Regions from separate parts of the Mus musculus genome. Here regions 2 and 3 are each linked to region 1. The links are chromatin loops, found by intact Hi-C in ENCODE. Cell type or tissue: heart. All regions are shown on one strand. Each heading gives the region's core, and the rest is flanking DNA. Links, peaks and the distances in the headings are about the cores only. Region 1 overlaps Ero1b (endoplasmic reticulum oxidoreductase 1 beta). Region 2 has its middle 5.8 kb from the start of Gm7040. Region 3 overlaps Edaradd (EDAR (ectodysplasin-A receptor)-associated death domain).

What was found. Hi-C counts contacts between places; a loop is a spot of excess contacts. Peaks named below come from ENCODE experiments on the same cell type or tissue, not always from the same donor. Only the 100,000 strongest peaks of a DNase experiment are listed, where the experiment ranks them.
Region 2: a loop joins it to region 1, with 3 times the contacts of the local background. A loop is called at or near these places in 9 of 42 quality-filtered maps.
Region 3: it touches region 1 in a loop (7-fold over the local background); 13 of 42 quality-filtered maps call a loop at or near these places.

Annotation. Positions count from the first base shown.
Region 1 is chr13:12,585,346-12,592,435 of GRCm38, forward strand. It overlaps Ero1b (endoplasmic reticulum oxidoreductase 1 beta), which reads left to right. Exons shown (of 16, transcript NM_026184.2): 7 at 5,416-5,536; 8 at 5,640-5,686. It also overlaps the pseudogene Gm25483. Among named protein-coding and RNA genes, the nearest start is that of Ero1b, 23 kb to the left of the region's middle. In heart, for the core only: a CTCF peak has its summit at 3,868 (motif pointing left); no DNase peak of the experiment used is centred there.
Region 2 is chr13:13,324,742-13,331,831 of GRCm38, forward strand. It overlaps the pseudogene LOC115488269 and the pseudogene Gm18562. Among named protein-coding and RNA genes, the nearest start is that of Gm7040, 5.8 kb to the left of the region's middle. In heart, for the core only: a CTCF peak has its summit at 4,352 (motif pointing left); no DNase peak of the experiment used is centred there.
Region 3 is chr13:12,470,202-12,477,291 of GRCm38, forward strand. It overlaps Edaradd (EDAR (ectodysplasin-A receptor)-associated death domain), which reads right to left. Exons shown (of 6, transcript NM_133643.4): 6 at 1,008-7,090. Among named protein-coding and RNA genes, the nearest start is that of Lgals8, 12 kb to the left of the region's middle. In heart, for the core only: a CTCF peak has its summit at 3,753 (motif pointing right); a DNase peak (open chromatin) is centred at 3,714; H3K27me3 peaks cover 1,614 bases.

The sequences.
Region 1 (7,090 bases), core at 1,074-6,073:
CATCACTTCTTTCAATTAAAAATTAAGCATGGAGACTTTCATATTAATGTATTCTGTGAATATATATTACACTCAAAATAGGCATTTCATGGAATTCTCAGGGTTGGCGATATGGCTTGGTGGGTAAAGCGCTCGCCTTGCAAGCCCAGGGACCTGGGTTTGAATCCTCAGCAACTATGTAAAGCTGGACATAGTGAAGAGCAAGAGATCTTACCTCAAAGTAGAGGGCAAGGACAGACAGCCACAGTTGCCCTCTGATCCCTACATGCATGCTGTGGCATGTGCGAGCGCGTGCACACACACACACTCCATACATGGGGTTAAAAAAAATAGCTCACCACCAATACCAGTATCCTATCAGTCTGCAGGATGATTGTTAACACAGAAGTTGACATATTAGATAACCTGTAATATAGTGTTAACAATTTTTTTTGGTTTTTGTTTTGTTTTGTTGAGATAGGGTTTCTGTATAGCTCTGGATGTCCTGAAACTCGCTCTATAGACCAGGCTGGCTTTGAACTTGAGATCTGCCTGCCTCTCCCTCCCAAGTGCTGGGATTAAAAGTGTGCACCACCACCCAGCACTTGTTTGGTTTTTTTGTTTATTTATTTGTTTTGTTTTGAAGACAGATTATCTCTATTTTGCCCTGACTACCTTGGAACTCATTATATAGAACAGATTAGCTTTGAAGTCTTAGAGATCCACCTGCCTCTGCCGCCTGAGTGCTAGGAAAGGTATGTGGCACTGTCTTAGTCGGTGTTTTATTGCTGTGAAGAGACACCTCGATCATGACAACTCTTATAAAAAGAAAACCTTTAGTTGGGGTTTGCTTACAGTTTCAAAGGTTTAGTCAGTCAGTTATCCACATGGTGGGGAACATGACAGCAAGCAGGCAGACATGGTAGCTGAGAGTTCTACATCTGGGTCCAAAAGCGACAAGAAGAGAGAGTACCACTGGGCCTCATTGGGCCCTTGAAACCTCAAAGCTCACCTCCAGTGACACACTTCCTCCAACAAAGCCATCCACCGAATCCCTCTTAAGTAGCACTACTTCGTAACAACTAAGCATTTACATATATGAACCTACGGGGGCCATTCCTGTTCAAACCACCACAGCCACCGTGATCATTTTAACCAGTTTTTGTTTGTTTGTTTGTTTGTTTTAAATACTGTTTTCACAGGACTTGCTGGCATACACCTTTGAGAGACAAAGACAGGCAGATCTCTTTTTGAGGTTAGCCTACTCTACTAAGTAAATTCCAGGACAGCCAGAGATATTCAAAGAAACTCTGTCTTGAAAAAAAACAATCAAACCAAAGAAAAAATAAAAACAAAAAACAAAAAGCCAAACCCCACATTGGTTTCTTAAATTGTACATATGGAAGGTATGTCTTGTGAGTATATTTATTTAGGCAGGTCTTTAGAGCCCAGTAGCTCTCTTACTATAGCTGCTCTAGCCTCCTTGCTCTGAGAGGCCCTAGTTCTGCCTCTGGCATGCTGGAGTTATATAGGTGGCCACCATTCCTGTCAAACATTTACCTGGTTCTTTTGGGACACCAACTCTGGTCCTTATGCTTTCAGGACAAGTGGCTTATCCACTGAGACACCTCCCTAGCTCTACTTTAAGATTTAAGATTATGAACTTGAAACACTTATGGCTTTTATATAACTTTATGCATATGAAGCTATGCTGCATACTCTTACTCTGAATAGCAGTGTCCACCTGTGCCCCAGTGATGTTTACCTGTCATTTGTCATTGTTGCCAGGATCCAGGATTGTTGTTTAGATGTGCCTGTTGTATTAATGTCAGTGGATTAAAATTAAAACCTCAAGAATATTCACTCAAGTGTATTCATGAAAATACTTGCATGCACCTGTTTCTGATGTCTTAGTGGTGTTTCTTTCTCTGTGTGGAAGGAAGAGAATGCTATAGGTCAAGAAGTAGGTTTTCAGTACTTTTGTGGTTTAATACCCACTAACTCGGGGGCTCTCTCTGTTCCCCTGCTAGCATTATACACAGCTAGTTGCTTCCCTCCGTTCATATTTCTGCTCAGATGTCACCTGTTTCCCCCAGGCCCCACACTGGTGGTTTCTGCCCAGCCCACTTTCCAACATGTACCTACAGCCTGTTACCCAGGAGGTTTTGTTTGTGTGCTGTCTGCCTTCTTCAGTTAGACTGATATACCTGTGGACAAGAGCTTGGTCTTTGACTCAGAGATGTAATGTCCAGACTCGTATGTGGACATGGAAGTCCTTAATGAATACTCGGCTAAATGAACAATTGGCCTAAATAGGGTGATGGGCAGGGCGTGTTCATTAATAATTTGAAAACACTGTTCAAAGTAATCGTTTCCAAATCTGGCTGTTACGATTACTTGAACTTCATAAACTATGGATCCTCCTCAAGTGTGCAGACCATGCTTTTATAGCGAATTTGGAACAAATTAGATAAGATTGGCAATGGACTTATAAGCTCAACCAAGAACCTTAACATGTTTAAATCTGTAACGTATGCAACAAGTCTGCACTCACTGTGAGCTGACCCAATGTTACACTGTGTTTTAAGAAAGTGCCTGGGTTGTGTTTGGTACACTAGAAAATGAGGTGAAACCTCATACCACTGCTACTAAGTTAGGACAGTTAAAGAAAAATTCATTTGGAACAACGCTACATTTGAGGGAGGACATATTAATCCAGTCTGATAAATTTGCAAAATTACGAAGGGCAGAATCCCAATCTCTGGATCCTTAGATAATAGTTAGCGTGGCAAAATAGAAAAGATAGCTTTGTAGGAGGAAGAAAACTTCCAGGGAGAGGGGCATAGGGATTATAAGCCAGTGAGAATTAGGTAGGATCAATGTCCTAGCAGACCTGGGTGGAGAATGGCCGGCCTCAGCACCACTGTGGGAACTTGCTGCATCACTCACTCTGGAGAGAAGGCAGTCCTCATCAGTGTAGGGCGGGGCTTTTCAGTAAATACCAAATAGAAATCTTAGGGTTTTGTAGACCCCCATCTCTGTGGCACTCTCTCAGTGCTGCCAGGGTGATGTGAAAGCAGCCCGTGACCACCACCCCTCCCTCCCAGCAGCAGCCACGTGAGGCGCGTGGGTAGCTTGCCAGCTCCCTTACGTGAGCTAACAAATCCTACCCTTTTGTGATTTGAAAAAAGTATTAAAAGATGTTTTAACTGAAAGAAAACCGAGAACAAAAATTTTATTTAATGAGTTAAAAAAAAACTTGATATAATTGCTTATACACTTTTTTTTTTAAACTTCCTTAAAGTTCTTAGATGATTTGAGTGTGGGTGTACACATTCGTGGTGCTGAGTATCAACCACACATGCTAGGCAAGTATGGTTTCATTGAGCTACATTGCTGACCCACTAAAATATATTGTAAATCGTCATGGTTTGATGTCATCAGTGTAGGGCAGGGCTGGACAGGGCTTTTCAGTAAATACCTTTTCTTTATAGTTGTTGAATGGGTTTTCTGTGGTAAGGAGACTGGTGCAAGTCCTACCTACACACTCATAGCAGACCCTGCCCATGATATATAAGAATATATGTGTATAAATATATACATGCATATATTTAAAATGAATATATGTCTATACATATGCATATATATATATATATCAGAGAATACATTAATGACATTCAGTGATATTCAAGAAGTTTTATTTATAACCAAATCTGCTTTACAGAGTTTAAAAAATAGCTCAAAGAATTAAAAATATGTAACTGATGCTAGAGACATGGCTCAGCAGTTAATGGCTGCTCTTACTGAAGACCTGGGTTCAATTTCTAGAACCTAGATGGCCGCTCACAGCTGTCTGTAACTCCAGCTGCAGGGGATCTGGCGCCCTCCTTTGGCCTTTGTTGGAACTGCACGATGTGGTACAGAAGCATACATGTAGGCAAAATACCCATATGTAAGGTTTTAAAGATGAATGACACAGAAATTAGAAATAAAATGAGAAAGCCATTCTGTTCCTGCCCAGGCCTCTGCTCCCTGAAGTGTGCTCAGTAAAATTGTCTTTTTATTACTCTGGAAAAAATAGAAACTAAATAGTACATTTTAACATATTGTTTAATCACAATATTATACATATGTGTGTGTGTGTGTGTATATCCATATACATCCTTTTTTCCGCTTAAGGTTTGTGATTGCGTAAAGGTAGTAAAAACCAGAGCTTCACAAGTATCTCACGTAGCTGCTTCCTGCATCCTTACCCTACAAAACAATGCTTAAAAAAAATCCTCTACCGCACTCTCCCCGGGCTCTGTCCTAGTGGCTGGTGTGGAGTATAGGGCACCCGCTGCCCACTGATGCACGGTCCCTTTCCACAGTGCTGGAGCTGGGCTTGAGTCTGTGCCCGTGTATTCCTACGACTTCTCAGAGTCCCATGGGCAATGACTGAGGAGACAAACCATGCAGGAAACAGTCTTTTAAAAAAACCCTCATGATTTGAACTTTTATTTTTTATTAGAATTTTTAAAATTAATGGCTTCAAGTCAAATTAAACTTCTTGTGAGTTTTTGTATATTCAATTGTAACTTGTTTCCTGTGTCTTTGTGACTAGGATTAGAGATAAGATCTTGCATTCTGTAAAATCATGTTTCCATTATCTCTGTTGTATTCAATCCATTTAATAGGACAATTTATGGTTACCTTTTTATCCTCCTACATCACGATAGCAGCAGGTAGTCCTTGTAGGGCATGGGCCGGGTTGCCGGGTTTCCCTGTGATTATGGGGACAACAGTCAATGAATATCTGATGCATCTTGTTAAAGAGACAGAAAAATACATTGCCAAGTAGAAAAGGAAGAGGAAGTTTAAAGACCAAATTATTCTGTAGAGAATAATGGAAAAATCTTTGTAATACAAGATGGAACAAAATAATGTTTCTGAGCCAGGCAGTGGTGGTGTTACCTTTAATCCCAGCACTTGGGAGGCAGAGGCAGGTGGATTTCTGAGTTCGAGGCCAGCCTGGTCTACAGAGTGAGTTCCAGGACAGCCAGGGCTAGAAGGAGAAACCCCGTCTCGAAAAAACAAACAAAAAATAGTGTTTGAGTCTATGTTGAGATAGATAAATTATAGAAAGAAATGACATGAATCTGATTCATTTCTTTTTACTCCTGTGTGGTTAAATCTGATTCTGTTATTTCTTTTTATTCCTGGATGGTTATAACTAAGGTGGAGAATGTTACATTCCCTGAGTGAACTTTGAGGAACCAAAGAAAGGAAGGAGTTGTTCTTTTCCCTCTTGAGTAATTTGTCCAAGTGCTACACATTCAGGGTCAAGGGTGGTCACAGGGACTAAGCACCCAACCGTGTGAGGTGGAGTGGACTTGACCCAGGAACTTCTCTGGTTGGAGAGTCATTGTCCTGTGGCTTACCATTTGCTCCTGACAGATGAGCGGTCTCCTGCTGCACAGTATGTGGACCTGCTGCTGAACCCGGAACGGTACACTGGCTACAAGGGCTCCTCAGCATGGAGGGTGTGGAACAGCATCTATGAAGAAAACTGCTTCAAGTAATTGAGGGCCGGAGTAGGAGAGGCGGGTCTTGTTTGTGTTGTAAAAGGTACCACATGTACGTTAAACCATTTTACAGCTCGGTTTTGTGCTCTTCTTCAGGCCTCGATCTGTTTATCGTCCTTTAAATCCTTTGGCGCCCAGCAGAGGTGGGTTTTCCATACATTCCATGCTTTTTCAAATTGAAGAAAAACAAAGTGACAATTTTATATTTGGCTTAATTTTAGTGATATGAATGGTCTATGCATACCCTAGATTTCTTGAGAAATTTAAGCTCTAGAGGCCAGGTCCTGCCCTACAGAGAGTGAGGACCCTGCCCCCATGTTTTTAAACACTAGTTTCATGACTCTCAGCCTTCCTAATGCTGGAACCTTTTAATAGAGTTCCTCATGTTGTGGTGACCCCAACCATAAAAGTATCTTTGTTGCTACTTCATAACTGCAAATTTGCTATGGTTATAAATTATAGTGTAAATATCTGTACTTTCTGATGGTCTTAGGTGATACCTGTGAAAGGTCATTCAACCCCAAAGAGCTCATGACCCACAGGCTGAGAAACAATATCCTAGTTGGTTAAGTGCAGCCAAGGTGGAGAGTCAGGGGCTCATCACAGCTTCCTCCACAGTGCACGCAGGTTACCTGGGAGCCAGGTGAGCACACAACACAGGGGCTGTGTCACACCAGAGCCCTATCTAACACACTCTTTGTGCTGCCTGGGGTACTTACCTATGGACCATGCTCTGTACAGAGAGGGTGATGGGAATGTAGGCAGTCTGGCTGCCCTCATACTGTTCCAGCCTCTGCACTGCTCCACAAAGTGGCCAGTTAGCAGCTGGCCATTAGCTGTTTCTGAGGTTAGTGTGAGCCTGAATTATAGTTTTGCGTTTTAAGTTTAGTTCACTTGATGTAAATGTGGTGGCAGTGCCATCTGCCATTGTCATCATGTAAGAACTTGCATGTTTAGGCAGAACTCTTGGCCTACAGCATGTGACACTGAGGTTGTAGTGCCCAGGCACACCTCTAAAAACATCTCTTTCAGGTACATAGTAGCCACTGTGCCGTTCAGATGGTGTAGCATGTTGTAGTTGGGACATTGTCATCCTCTCATCTACGAATAGCAAAGACCTAAGACTGGCCCTGTAGCTGACCTCCCAGTCCAGAGTTCAGGTCAGGACTGAGACAAAAAGTGGAAATTCCTTTGAAGATTTGTACCTTCTGGCCTGAGGCCCAAATAGATGTGGAATAATTGAACATAGGCATTGCTTTTAAATGCTGGCTGTATCTAGGCAAAATGCTATTCTCCAAGCTAGTTCTGAAACTGCCTGGTAAGGTTGGGATTATGAACTTATTTTTTTGTGTCTTTTGCTGCTTTTACATCATAACTTTGGTTTTCAACTTCAATGTCTTAATTACACAAAATGTTAGAAAAATCGAGACACTGGAGAAGCTATCTAAAGGACAAGAGGCCATCCCTGCCTGTCTGTCCCCTTCACAGTTAAGGAAGACATTTCTTCTGACCTTTCCTGTGGTTACTCTGTTTCAAAGAAGAAAATA
Region 2 (7,090 bases), core at 1,344-6,343, 740 kb after region 1:
GTATTCAGACATGAGTGTAGGGGACCATTCTCATTCAGATGACACAGAACTATGCTCTAATACATGTAGATAAGTTACAGAGGGCTTCTGCTGTAGCAGAATCAAGATGAGAGCTGAGAGCTAGAGTGTTCCCATGACTGGATATACCAGTATAGAATCAGAGCAATGTGAAATGTCCCCATTGTGAGGCTTAGAGTAGGTGGTTTTGTTAGAGACACTTTCTGTGGCTGTGTCATCTCTATTTGAGTGGAAATACCTCAAGTAGTTGTTTATTTTATGTCACTATTCTTTCATTTGCTCCGGTTGACAACTCAAGTATGCTGAGTGCCACAACTCATGCCTGTGATCTCTGTACTTGAGATGTGGAGGAGGAGAGAGGATCAAGACCCCAAAGTCAACCTTGGCTACAGTTAGTCTAGCTACGTAAGAGCCTCATCTTAAAAGATGAGCCAAACAAAAAAACCCTACTATCATCACTTCTTTCAGTTAAAAATTAAGCACGGAGACTTTCATATTAATGTATTCTATGAATATATATTACACTCAAAATAGGCATTTCATGGAATTCTCAGGGTTGGCAATATGACTTGGTGGGTAAAGCGCTTGCCTTGCAAGCCCAGGGATCTGGGTTTGAATCCTCAGCAACTATGTAAAGCTGGACATAGTGAATAGCAAGAGATCTTACCTCAAAGTATAAGGCAAGGACAGACAACCACAACTGCCCTCTGATCCCTACATGCATGCTGTGACATGCGCGCACACACACTCCATACATGGGGTTAAAAAAAAATAGCTCACTTCCAATACCAGTATCCTATCAGTCTGCAGGATGATTATTAACACAGAAGTTGACATATTAGATAACCTGTAATATAGTGTTGACAATTTTTTTTGTTTTTTGTTTTGTTTTGTTGAGATAGGGTTTCTGTATAGCTCTGGACGTCCTGAAACTCGCTCTATAGACTAGGCTGGCTTTGAACTTGAGATCTGCCTGCCTCTCCCTCCCAAGTGCTGGGATTAAAAGTGTGCACCACCACCCAGCACTTGTTTGGTTTTTTTGTTTGTTTGTTTTGTTTTGAAGACAGATTATCTCTATTTTGCCCTGACTACCTTGGAACTCATTATATAGAACAGATTAGCTTTGAAGTCTTAGAGATCCACCTGCCTCTGCCTCCTGAGTGCTAGGAAAGGTATGTGGCACTGTCTTAGTCGGTGTTTTATTGCTGTGAAGAGACACCTAGATCATGACAACTCTTACAAAAAGAAAACCTTTAGTTTGGGTTTGCTTACAGTTTCAAAGGTTTAGTCAGTCAGTTATCCACTTGGTGGGGAACATGACAGCAAGCAGGCAGAAACAGTAGCTGAGAGTTCTACATCTGGGTCCAAAGGCAACAAGAGAGAGTACCACTGGGCCCTCACTGGGCCCTTGAAACCTCAAAGCTCACCTCCAGTGACACACTTCCTCCAACAAAGCCATCCACCTAATCCCTCTTAAGTAGCACTACTTCGTAACGACTAAGCATTTACATATATGAACCTACGGAGGCCATTCCTGTTCAAACCACCACAGCCACCGTGACCATTTTAACCAGTTTTTGTTTTTTTAAATACTGTTTTCACAGGACTTGCTGGCACACACCTTTGAGAGGCAAAGACAGGCAGGTCTCTTTTTGAGGTTAGCCTACTCTACTAAGTAAATTCCAGGACAGCCAGAGCTATTCAAAGAAACTCTGTCTTGAAAAACCAATCAAACCAAAGAAAAAATCAAAACAAAAAGCAAACCCCACATTGGTTTCTTAAATTGTACATATGGAAGGTATGTCTTGTGAGTATATTTATTTAGGCAGGTCTTTAGAGCCCAGTAGCTCTCTTACTATAGCTACTCTAGCCTCCTTGCTCTGAGAGGCCCTAGTTCTGCCTCCGGCATGCTGGAGTTATATAGGTGGCCACCATTCCTGTCAAACATTTACCTGGTTCTCTTGGGACACCAACTGTGGTCCTTATGCTTTCAGGACAAGTGTCTTATCCACTGAGACATCTCCCTAGCTCTACTTTAAGATTTAAGATTATGAATTTGAAACACTTATGGCTTTTATATAACTTTATGCAAATGAAGCTATGCTGCATACTGTTACTCTGAATAGCAGTGTCCACCTGTGCCCCAGTGATGTTTACCTATTATTTGTCATTGTTGCCAGGATCCAGGATTGTTGTTTAGATGTGCCTGTTGTATTAATGTCAGTGGATTAAAATTAAAACCTCAAGAATATTCACTCAAGTGTATTCATGAAAATACTTGCATGCACCTGTTTCTGATGTCTTATTGGTGTGACTTTCTCTGTGTGGAAGGAAGAGAATGCTATAGGTGAAGAAGTAGGTTTTCAGTACTTTTGTGGTTTAATACCCACTAACTCGGGGGCTCTCTCTGTTCCCCTGCTAGCATTATACACAGCTGGCTGCTTCCCTCCGTTCATACTTCTGCTCAGATGTCACCTGTTTCCCCCAGGCCCCACACTGGTGGTTTCTGCCCAGCCCACTTTCCAACATGTACCTACAGCCTGTTACCCAGGAGGTTTTGTTTGTGTGCTGTCTGCCTTCTTCAGTTAGACTGATATACCTGTGGACAAGAGCTTGGTCTTTGACTCAGAGATGTAATGTCCAGACTCGTATGTGGACATGGAAGTCCTTAATGAATACTCGGCTAAATGAACAATTGGCCTAAATAGTGTGATGGGCAGGGCGTGTTCATTAATAATTTGAAAACACTGTTCAAAGTAATCGTTTCCAAATCTGCCTGTTACGATTACTTGAACTTTATAAACTATGGATCCTCCTCAAGTGTGCAGACTATGCTTTTATAGCGAATTTGGAACAAATTAGATAAGATTGGCAATGGACTTATAAGCTCAACCAAGAACCTTAACATGTTTAAATCTGTAACGTATGCAACAAGTCTGCACTCACTGTGAGCTGACCCAATGTTACACTGTGTTTTAAGAAAGTGCCTGGGTTGTGTTTGGTACACTAGAAAATGAGGTGAAACCTCATACCACTGCTACTAAATTAGGACAAAGAAAAATTCATTTGGAACTACGCTACATTTATGGCAAGACATATTAAGTTTTATGTATAACCAAATCTGCTTTACAGAGTTTAAAAAATAGCTCAAAGAATTAAAAATATGTAAAATCCAATTTGATAAATTTGCAAAATTAGGAAGGGCAGAATCCCAATCTCTGGATCCTTAGATAATAGTTAGCGTGGCAAAATAGAAAAGATAGCTTTGTAGGAGGAAGAAAACTTCCAGGGAGAGGGGCATAGGGATTATAAGCCAGTGAGAATTAGGTAGGATCAATGTCCTAGCAGACCTGGGTGGAGAATGGCCTCAGCACCACTGTGGGAACTTGCTGCATCACTCACTCTGGAAGAAGGCAGTCCTCATCAGTGTAGGGCAGGGCTTTCCAGTAAATACCAAATAGAAATCTTAGGGTTTTGTAGACCCCCATCTCTGTGGCACTCTCTCAGTGCTGCCAGGGTGATGTGAAAGCAGCCCGTGACCACCACCCCTCCCTCCCAGCAGCAGCCACGTGAGGCGCATGGGTAGCTTGCCAGCTCCCTTACGTGAGCTAACAAATCCTACCCTTTTGTGATTTGAAAAAAGTATTAAAAGATGTTTTAACTGAAAGAAAACCGAGAACAAAAATTTTATTTAATGAGTTAAAAAAAACTTGATATAATTGCTTATACACTTTTTTTTTTAACTTCCTTAAAGTTCTTAGATGATTTGAGTGTGGGTGTACACATTCGTGGTGCTGAGTATCAACCACACATGCTAGGCAAGTATGGTTTCATTGAGCTACATTGCTGACCCACTAAAATATATTGTAAATCGTCATGGTTTGATGTCATCAGTGTAGGGCAGGGCTGGACAGGGCTTTTCAGTAAATACCTTTTCTTCATAGTTGTTGAATGGGTTTTCTGTGGTAAGGAGATTGGTGCAAGTCCTACCTACACACTCATAGCAGACCCTGCACATTATATATAAGAATATATGTGTATAAATACATATATGCATATATTTAAAATGAATATATGTCTATACATATGCATATTATATCAGAATACATTAATGACATTCAGTGATATTCAAGAAGTTTTATTTATAACCAAATCTGCTTTACAGAGTTTAAAAAAATAGCTCAAAGAATTAAAAATATGTAACTGATGTTAGAGACATGCTCAGCAGTTAATGGCTGCTCTTACTGAGGACCTGGATTCAATTTCTAGAACCTAGATGGCCACTCACAGCTCTCTATAACTCCAGCTGCAGGGGATCTGGCGCCCTCTTTTGGCCTTTGTTGGAACTGCACGATGTGGTACAGAAGCATACATCTAGGCAAAATACCCATATGTAAGGTTTTAAAGATGAATGATACAGAAATTAGAAATAAAATGAGAAGGCCATTCTGTTCCTGCCCAGGCCTCTGCTCCCTTGAAGTGTGCTCAGCAAAATTGTCTTTTTATTACTCTGGAAAAAATAGAAACTAAATAGTACATTTTAACATACCGTTTAATCACACTATCATACACGTGTGTGTGTGTATATATATATCCATATATATCCTTTTTCCTCTTAAGGTTTGTGTTTGCTTAAAGGTAGTAAAAACCAGAGCTTCACAAGTATCTCACTTAGCTGCTTCCTGCATCCTTACCCCTACAAAACAATGCTTTAAAAAAAAAATCCCCTACCGCCCTCTCCCCGGGCTCTGTCCTGGTGGCTGGTATGGCGTATAGGGCACCCGCTGCCCACTGATGCACGGTCCCTTTCCACAGTACTGGAGCTGGGCTTGAGTCTGTGCCCGTGTATTCCTACGACTTCTCAGAGTCCCATGGGCAATGACTGAGGAAACAAACCATGTGGGAAACAGTCTTTACAAAAAAACCCTCATGATTTGAACTTTTATTTTTTATTAGAATTTTTAAAATTAATGGCTTCAAGTCAAATTAAACTTCTTGTGAGTTTTTGTATATTCAATTGTAACTTGTTTCCTGTGTCTTTGTGACTAGGATTAGAGATAAGATCTTGCATTCTGTAAAATCATGTTTCCATTATCTCTGTTGTATTCAATCCATTTAATAGGACAATTTATGGTTACCTTTTTATCCTCCTACATCACGATAGCAGCAGGTAGTCCTTGTAGGGCATGGGCCGGGTTGCCGGGTTTCCCTGTGATTATGGGGACAACAGTCAATGAATATCTGATGCATCTTGTTAAAGTGACAGAAAAATACATTACCAAGTAGAAAAGGAAGAGGAAGTTTAAAGACCAAATTATTCTGTAGAGAATAATGGAAAAATCTTTGTAATACAAGATGGAACAAAATAATGTTTCTGAGCCAGGCAGTGGTGGTGTTACCTTTAATCCCAGCACTTGGGAGGCAGAGGCAGGTGGATTTCTGAGTTCGAGGCCAGCCTGGTCTACAGAGTGAGTTCCAGGACAGTCAGGGCTAGAAGGAGAAACCCCGTCTCGAAAAAACAAACAAAAAATAGTGTTTGAGTCTATGTTGAGATAGATAAATTATAGAAAGAAATGACATAAATCTGATTCATTTCTTTTTACTCCTATGTGGTTAAATCTGATTCTGTTATTTCTTTTTATTCCTGGATGGTTATAACTAAGGTGGAGAATGTTACATTCCCTGAGTGAACTTTGAGGAACCAAAGAAAGGAAGGAGTTGTTCTTTTCCCTCTTGAGTAATTTGTCCAAGTGCTACACATTCAGGGTCAAGGGTGGTCACAGGGACTAAGCACCCAACCGTGTGAGGTGGAGTGGACTTGACCCAGGAACTTCTCTGGTTGGAGAGTCATTGTCCTGTGGCTTACCATTTGCTCCTGACAGATGAGCGGTCTCCTGCTGCACAGTATGTGGACCTGCTGCTGAACCCGGAACGGTACACTGGCTACAAGGGCTCCTCAGCATGGAGGGTGTGGAACAGCATCTATGAAGAAAACTGCTTCAAGTAATTGAGGGCCGGAGTAGGAGAGGCGGGTCTTGTTTGTGTTGTAAAAGGTACCACATGTACGTTAAACCATTTTACAGCTCGGTTTTGTGCTCTTCTTCAGGCCTCGATCTGTTTATCGTCCTTTAAATCCTTTGGCGCCCAGCAGAGGTGGGTTTTCCATACATTCCATGCTTTTTCAAATTGAAGAAAAACAAAGTGACAATTTTATATTTGGCTTAATTTTAGTGATATGAATGGTCTATGCATACCCTAGATTTCTTGAGAAATTTAAGCTCTAGAGGCCAGGTCCTGCCCTACAGAGAGTGAGGACCCTGCCCCCATGTTTTTAAACACTAGTTTCATGACTCTCAGCCTTCCTAATGCTGGAACCTTTTAATAGAGTTCCTCATGTTGTGGTGACCCCAACCATAAAAGTATCTTTGTTGCTACTTCATAACTGCAAATTTGCTATGGTTATAAATTATAGTGTAAATATCTGTACTTTCTGATGGTCTTAGGTGATACCTGTGAAAGGTCATTCAACCCCAAAGAGCTCATGACCCACAGGCTGAGAAACAATATCCTAGTTGGTTAAGTGCAGCCAAGGTGGAGAGTCAGGGGCTCATCACAGCTTCCTCCACAGTGCACGCAGGTTACCTGGGAGCCAGGTGAGCACACAACACAGGGGCTGTGTCACACCAGAGCCCTATCTAACACACTCTTTGTGCTGCCTGGGGTACTTACCTATGGACCATGCTCTGTACAGAGAGGGTGATGGGAATGTAGGCAGTCTGGCTGCCCTCATACTGCTCCAGCCTCTGCACTGCTCCACAAAGTGGCCAGTTAGCAGCTGGCCAGTGGTTAGTGTGAGCCTGAATTATAGTTTTGCGTTTTAAGTTTAGTTCACTTGATGTAAATGTGGTGGCAGTGCCATCTGCCATTGTCATCATGTAAGAACTTTCATGTTTAGGCAGAACTCTTGGCCTACAGCATGTGACACTGAGGTTGTAGTGCCCAGGCACACCTCTAAAAACATCTCTTTCAGGTACATAGTAGCCACTGTGCTGTTCAGATGGTGTAGCATGTT
Region 3 (7,090 bases), core at 746-5,745, 120 kb before region 1:
GTCCCCTAAAAGATGATGTGTTAGGACTCTTGGTCTCCAGGTAGTGGCAATCTTTGGAGAGATTGTGGAGCCTTTGGGAGGCAGAGCCTTCTAGAGAAAGAGTTGCTGGGGGAAGGAGGGTCCTCCAGGATTAATCATCTTTACCCTGTGTACCTGCATGCATGCAGGCATGCTCGTATGTGTGCACACAGTCTCACACACACACATGTCATTGGAGGTACAGTTCTGAGGAGTCTTTTTATGAAGTTACTGACATTTTAAGACATTCAGCATAGAGTTAGTATTTTTTTAATGACTTCAATGACTTTTAATGCTTATGTATTTCACACCTGCATGCCACAGTACCTATGTGGAGCTCAGAGAACAACTTGTGGGAATTGACTCTCTCCTCTCACCAACTGAGTCCTGGGGCTTGAACTCAGTTTATCCTGCCTGGTGGTAAGTACCTTCACTCACTGAGCCATTTCACTGCCCTAAGTTAGTATTTCTTAAAAATCTTTCTAGTGCAAACATACTGGCATGCATTTTTCAAAGTGTCTCTTTACTGGTTGCAACAGGTGAAACCTGCCTAGGAAAACAAGCTGTGACTTGATAATTCTGGGGAGGTGTGTTGGGGCAGCCCTGGGCCGGGATCTCCCTGGACTAGCTCCTTGGGAGCAACAAGGAATTGGCTCTCTAGAGTTGACAGTTGCTTGAATGGTGCGTGAAGGAATCTGGCCCCATCTCCTCTGAAATCTTCCCAAGCTGGTATCTAAGCATTAACTCACCATCTCCTTGATTACCCACTTGTTCCCAGTTCAGAGACTTTGCCAGGAACAGGTAAAACAATGTCGGTTATGTGTTTTCTGTCAAGTGTGGTGTAAAAGAACTGTCTGTTTTCAGGAGTAGAACCAGAGGTGGATCATCATGGATTTGAACAGACTTCTGGCCATGTTTAGCTCAGACTGCATTTTTTTTCCTTGAGTGTTTTTAAGTTTCAATTTATATTGAGTTTTTGAACGGCAATTAAGTAGCCATGATAAGACTTTATTGCTAATGCTATTTTCAAATGCCATGATAATTTCAAGGTAGAGTCACAAAGAGTCTCCTCGTTTAAACTGACAGAGATGGTTATGTTTGGATGAGATGGCAGAACGAGGAATTCAAGCAGGTAACAACTTGTTTGGTTTTGATTCTGGGTGGCTCGAGCAGTCGCGTGCGTGAAAGATGAGATGTGGAGCGAAGTGAATTGAAAGGGGCAGTTTCCAACACAGAGCAGCTAGATACACTGCGTGGAGAGATGTGGGGATCCTAGTGACTCTAGGCAAACATGGGCATCCGTGTGTGTGTGTGTGTGTGTGTGTGTGTGTGGCTTGCTAGCCAGTCACCTCAGTCCAAAACCTGAGAACCAAGCCAGAGAGAGATCCTGTCTCAAAAAAAATCAAGGTGGGTGGCACCAGAGGAGATGCTGGAGAACTGGAGATTGGCCAGTAACTTCCACAGGCATGTATACCCCCATACTATGTACTCTCATGTATATCTGTGTTCTTGTATGTACCACACACACACACACCCCATACACAGAGACAGTGATAACAAAAACAGCCCAAAGAGGGAAATAGACCAGGAAGAAGAGTCTTAAGGATGCTGAAGCTGCTGGTAGATGATTGACACAGAAAACTCCAGCAGGTCACGAAGCTGCGAGGATTAGTCATGGAACAGGTGAGTCTGAAGTGTTCCTGTCAGAGAGGGCAACCCACAGATACCTAGAGGATGGACTGGGTCGGGAGAAGCAGGTAGGAATAGTGAAATGACCCTTCACATACAGACACAGTACACTGGAGACCCTCTCGGAAGGCTAACTGCTCGCTTTTCCTCCTGCTCAGCGCATCTTGGGCCTATTCCTGGACCACCTTTGCCCACATTCCCTAGTCTTATCAGCCCTTACCTGCAGTGACTGTCTGTCGACAGCTCCTGGAGTGAATGGTTGGGCTGTTTGTCTCAGCATCTTCAGCATCTGGGACTCATTTCAGAAAACCACAGAGTACTCAAGTAACAGAAATAGATGATGGGCTACAGGACCTATGAGCTGATGACCATGCTAGAGTCCATACAAAGTAGGTATTAGGGGATGGCCCAGTCAAGAAAGTGCCTTTTATTCAAGCATGAGGACACACAACCTATGTGAAAATGCTGAGCAAATAACACTTGTTATTTTCACACTGAGGAGCCAGACATAGGAAGACCTCTTGGGTCTCATGGCCAGCTAGCCTGGTGTAATTCATGAGTTCTAGGCCAATGGCAGACCTTGTCTCAAAATCTGTGAATGGTATGTTTGTGTGCCTGACATCCAAGGGTGTCCTCCTGCCTCTACACGCATTCGCGTACATGCAAAACGCCCCTTCCCAGAAATGCATATACATTTCAAGAAAATGAGGCACCCACTAGAACTGCAGTTGACATCAGTCTTTAATGTTGTAGCACCCATTATTACAGTTATAAAATCTTTCCAAAAACAGAATCACAGAGGAGGTGAAAATGTAGACAGTTTCAAAAGGATAGCACCAAGGTGTACGGATGGCATTCCGAGGAAGCAGGGCTTTCGGAAGCTTTGCCTTCGCAGGCTGAAATGTCTGCGTAAGTTCCCAGAGGGATGCTGCAGAGGACAGACTGGACGGTCACACAAAATGCAACATCCTCTTCCATGTCCAAGAGATCTGGGCAGTTCCATCATTTCATTTCCAGTTGTATCACTGACCACTCCAGGGTCTTCAGTCCACGTGACCACCCAGGGATTCCCTCCCAGAGCCATAGCCCTCCACAGCCTCCGGAAGGAAGCACACCCTGTTCCACCAAGGTCCTTCAAGTCTAGGTCTTGGGAACCCACTGGTGCTCCATCCACTGATGCTGAGACTTCAATAGCCCCAGCACTCGGCCCAGCATCTTGGCTTTGATTCTCTCTAAACACAGCAAAGCTAAGATTCCCCCCTTCCTTGTGCATCTATAACCAAGGGCCCAGGAGTCCCAGGGTGGGGTCTGAGTCCCAGGCAGGCGACAAAACTGCAAATATCTCTCAGTGTGCTTCCGGAGGTGTGTGCCTCTCTCTGCCTTTGGTTTTGTAGCACCCGGGGCAGAGTGGTTTGGCATTGCTACATCGATGGCATTGTTGTTTCTGTGTGTACACGTGGCAACACGAAGCAGATGTTTGCTGCCAGCTCAGAGAGGGGAATACTGTTGGCCGGGGGAGGAAGACGATTTGAGATATGCATACAGCTCGCTCTGAGCAAGTGGTGTAGACAGCAATATCACGGCTTCAAATGGGAGGGAAATTATAAAGCAGGGACAATAGGGTTGATTAAAAAAAAAAAAAAAAAAAAAGACCTGGGGGAAAGTCTTTGCTCAAAACCAAATGAGATCTGCTTAACTGCCTTACATAGGAGAGGCCAGAAGAGAAAAATCTGTTTGGCCTCTGTTGTTAATCCTGTCTTTAGAAGCACGTCTTTTTGTAGTGTAAATGAGACTGCTGCATCCCAGCATCCTTGGGTGCTTAACTGGGAGAGGAAGAGACCCAAGAGACCCGAGGAGGCAAGTGCATCAGTGCTGACAGATGAGTACCAGGCCACTGTGCTGGGCACATCCTGGAGACATGAGCCTCCATCACTGTATAGTGCCTTCGTCTGCCAAGTCACAGAGAAAACATACCCTTTCTCTTTCTGTCTTAGTGGGGCCTCCTTGGAAGGCGCCTAACCAAGCCAGACTCTGTATCCTCCAGCAGGGGGCAGCATCACATAAATTACTGTTCGGGAGGGCCAGATTTTCTGTATTATTACAAAGTGCTACACAAGTAGGTGGCTACTTTGTACAGAGGTGTTTGTTTGTTTGTTTGTTTGTTTTAAGAGGCACAGGTTGGACATCCTAGCACAGCTTCAAGCCCTAACTAATTAAAAAACCTCACTGTGCTAATATTGCATGCCGTGTTTTTGCCCGACACTCTGGTATGGGTCCCCAGGAGTGTGTCATCTGTCCCTGTGTATACGGCTGTCCAGTGTGACTTTGAGTCCCTCCCTTTCGTTTGACTCTCCACTACTGCACCCAAATAAAATGCATCCTATATATGGCCTCATCATAGACCTTTACAGATGGAAATTTCTCTTAAAGAAAAATACTTTGGGAAACATAGCTAAGCAGATTTCAACATTTTAATAGGAAACCAACCTCATTCCCGAGCAGTTCACTTTAATATGGGTGTCCAGGACAGAAAGCTCTTAAGGGTTAATGATGATGGGGTGGAGAAATGGCTCATCAGGTAAGATCTCACACTACTCTTATAGAGGACATGAGTTCAGTTCCCAACACCCATGTCTAGCAACTCCGTCTCTGGGGGAATCTGACACCTCAGGTCTCTACAAACACCTATACTCACGTGCACACCTCACACAGAGACATGTGATTAAAAATGATCGAATATTTAAAAAGTGATGACTAAGCTTTCAATAATTAATCAGTTGGTCATAAAGTGACCTCCTCCCCCCTGGCCTCACCTCTGTGAAGTTCCAGGGTATCTATCTATGTTTCAGTAGAACCCACTGGCTATAAGCTACCTTTCAATAAGCTGGTTTGTACTGTAGCTGAGAATAATCCTTGGCTTTCTTTGTACAACACAGATCCAAGTCATCTTACACTTATAGTCAGAGTTAATTTCCGGACATCTTTCAGTACTTCTCTGCTGATTTCACGATCCTATTATAATTAGAAACGCTCACAAGGTAAATGCTGGGGTGACAGTCACGGAGCAGCACACATGGCTTGCATGACATTCTGTTTTCTTTTTGAAGCAGGGTCTCATATATGGAAGGCTGGCCTCAAACTCACGTTGTAGCTAAGGATAACTTTGAATTTCTGATCCTCTACTTCTACCCCCGAGTGCTGGAAGTGGGACGTGTATCATCACAGTGGTTTATGCAATGCTGGGGACCAAACTTTGGCTCACTAGGCAAGGACTCTAACAACTGAGCTGCATTCTCAGGCCAAGCTTGACATTCTTTTAGGGATTTGCGTGTGTGTGTGTGTGTGTGTGTAAGTGTATGCCATGTATGTACGAGTGCCCTTGGAGACTAGAAGAGGGTGTCGGATCCCCAGGAGCTAGTCATGACTCACCCCATGTGGGTACTTGAAACTTAGCTCAAGAGCAGCAAGTGTTCTTAAGTGCTGAGCCATCCCCCTAGCCCCGCTTCACAGTTTTGACCCAATGCCCGGAAGGTGAATTCAGTGAACACTTACAAGCACAGCTGTGTTCTGGAGCTGCATCCTGACCAGTTGCGTAGAGGCTGAAGTACTGGCAACACTTCCTGTGAAACACTTCCTGTGAAACACTTACTTCCTGTGAAACACTTCCTGTGAAAGCGATGGGTGAAAGGATTGGCTACCCCAGGCCAGTCATGAGCAGTACTCACTCTGGATGTTTGTAATGTACGGAACTCAAGTTCTGGCATACATTGGAAAGCTAGGGCTGGCATTTCCCAATGCTCCATCATTCCTCTATCTCTGAGCCTCACCTTCTGAGTTCCTTCCTGCAAAGTGATTTCCAAAGCCCCTCTCGTTTCCCTACAGTCGCCTCTGCTCTAAGAAGTGAGAGCTAAACCACGTGTGGTGGCCCAGCACTTGGAAGGCAGAAGCAGGCGATCGGAAATTCTGGGCCATCCTCTGCTACAGAATGAGAGTGAGAGCACCTTGGGCTAGGAGACCCTGTGAAAACCAGCCAGATCACGCCATGGAGAGCTTAATGAGAAAGTAGGCAACCAATCACATCTGCGCAATGTTTAGAGCTCCCCACAACATGCCCACAGGTTCTGCTAGAAGCCTAGATCACGCTCATGATGCTCACAACATCTGACTTTCCTGAGAAGCTACTTATAAAAATATCTGCGTCTAGGGGCTAGGGAGACGGGCTCTGCCGTTGGGTGCACTAGCTGCTCTTGCAGATGTGTTCCCAGCACCCACATGGAGATTGATGGACAGACATTTGCAACTCCAGTTCTAGGGGATCCGACGCCTTTCAACCACTGCAGGTACCATGCACACAGGGAAAACATTCATACAAATACATCTAAAAAACACTAGGACGTCTGCATTTAATCATCAGCTCCCACTTTAAATATATCTGGCAATAAAGTGGACGCTGGTGTGATTAACAGTGAACCAGAACTGATGGGCAAGTCTCACTGTAGACGTTGTTGATTGGAGTTCACGCTGTGTGGGAAGCTGGCTTTACCTACCAACCGCCTAAGGGGAAATCTAACTGTTATGAGAAAAAAAAAGTGGTTTAGAAAATCACCTTCTTTTGCGTTCCTCTTACTATCTCTGTGCTATACAGCCAGTATACATTCTTCCTTTCTGTTTACTTTAATTGGTGCACATGTACATGGGCCTGCGAGCTTGCGTGCACATGTGCATGGGGAAGCCAGAGAACAACTCTGATGTTGCTCCTTGGTTTTTTGAGACAGGATCTCTCATCAGCTTGTAGCTCAGCACATAGGCTAGGCTGGCTGGCAGAGGAGCCCCAGGGATCCACCTGTCTCCTAGCCAGAGTTAAAAGTATAAACCACCATGCCCAGCTTTTTTTTTTTTTTTGTGGGTTCTCATAAAAATAAAACCCATTAATAACAGAGGTGCAGGTGTAGCTCGCTCAGTGGTAGAGTCCTGGCCCTGCTTTTTTTTTTTTTTTTTAAAGGCATGCATAACAAGCAAGTATATGTGTGTGTGTGTGTTTAGGTCAAAGGTTGTCCCTCAGGTATCTTCCTTAGTTATTCTTCACTTTCCTTTTTTGAGACAGGGTCTCTCCCTGAACAAAAACCTTGCCAATTTGGCTATCTGGCTGGCCAGGGAGTTCCTGGACCTTGCTCCCCAGTACTGGAGTTACAGGCACATGCTGCCACGTCTGGCTATTATGTGTGCGCTCATTGGCCCATGTCCTCAGCCTTCCCAAAGGGCATTTTAAAAGATGTGCGCGTGTGTGTTTGTTGTTGTTGTTGTTGCACATGTATGCAGATGTGCATGTACATGTGTGTGCATATAGACTTCCAAAGTTGATGTTGAAAGTTTTCCTCAATCA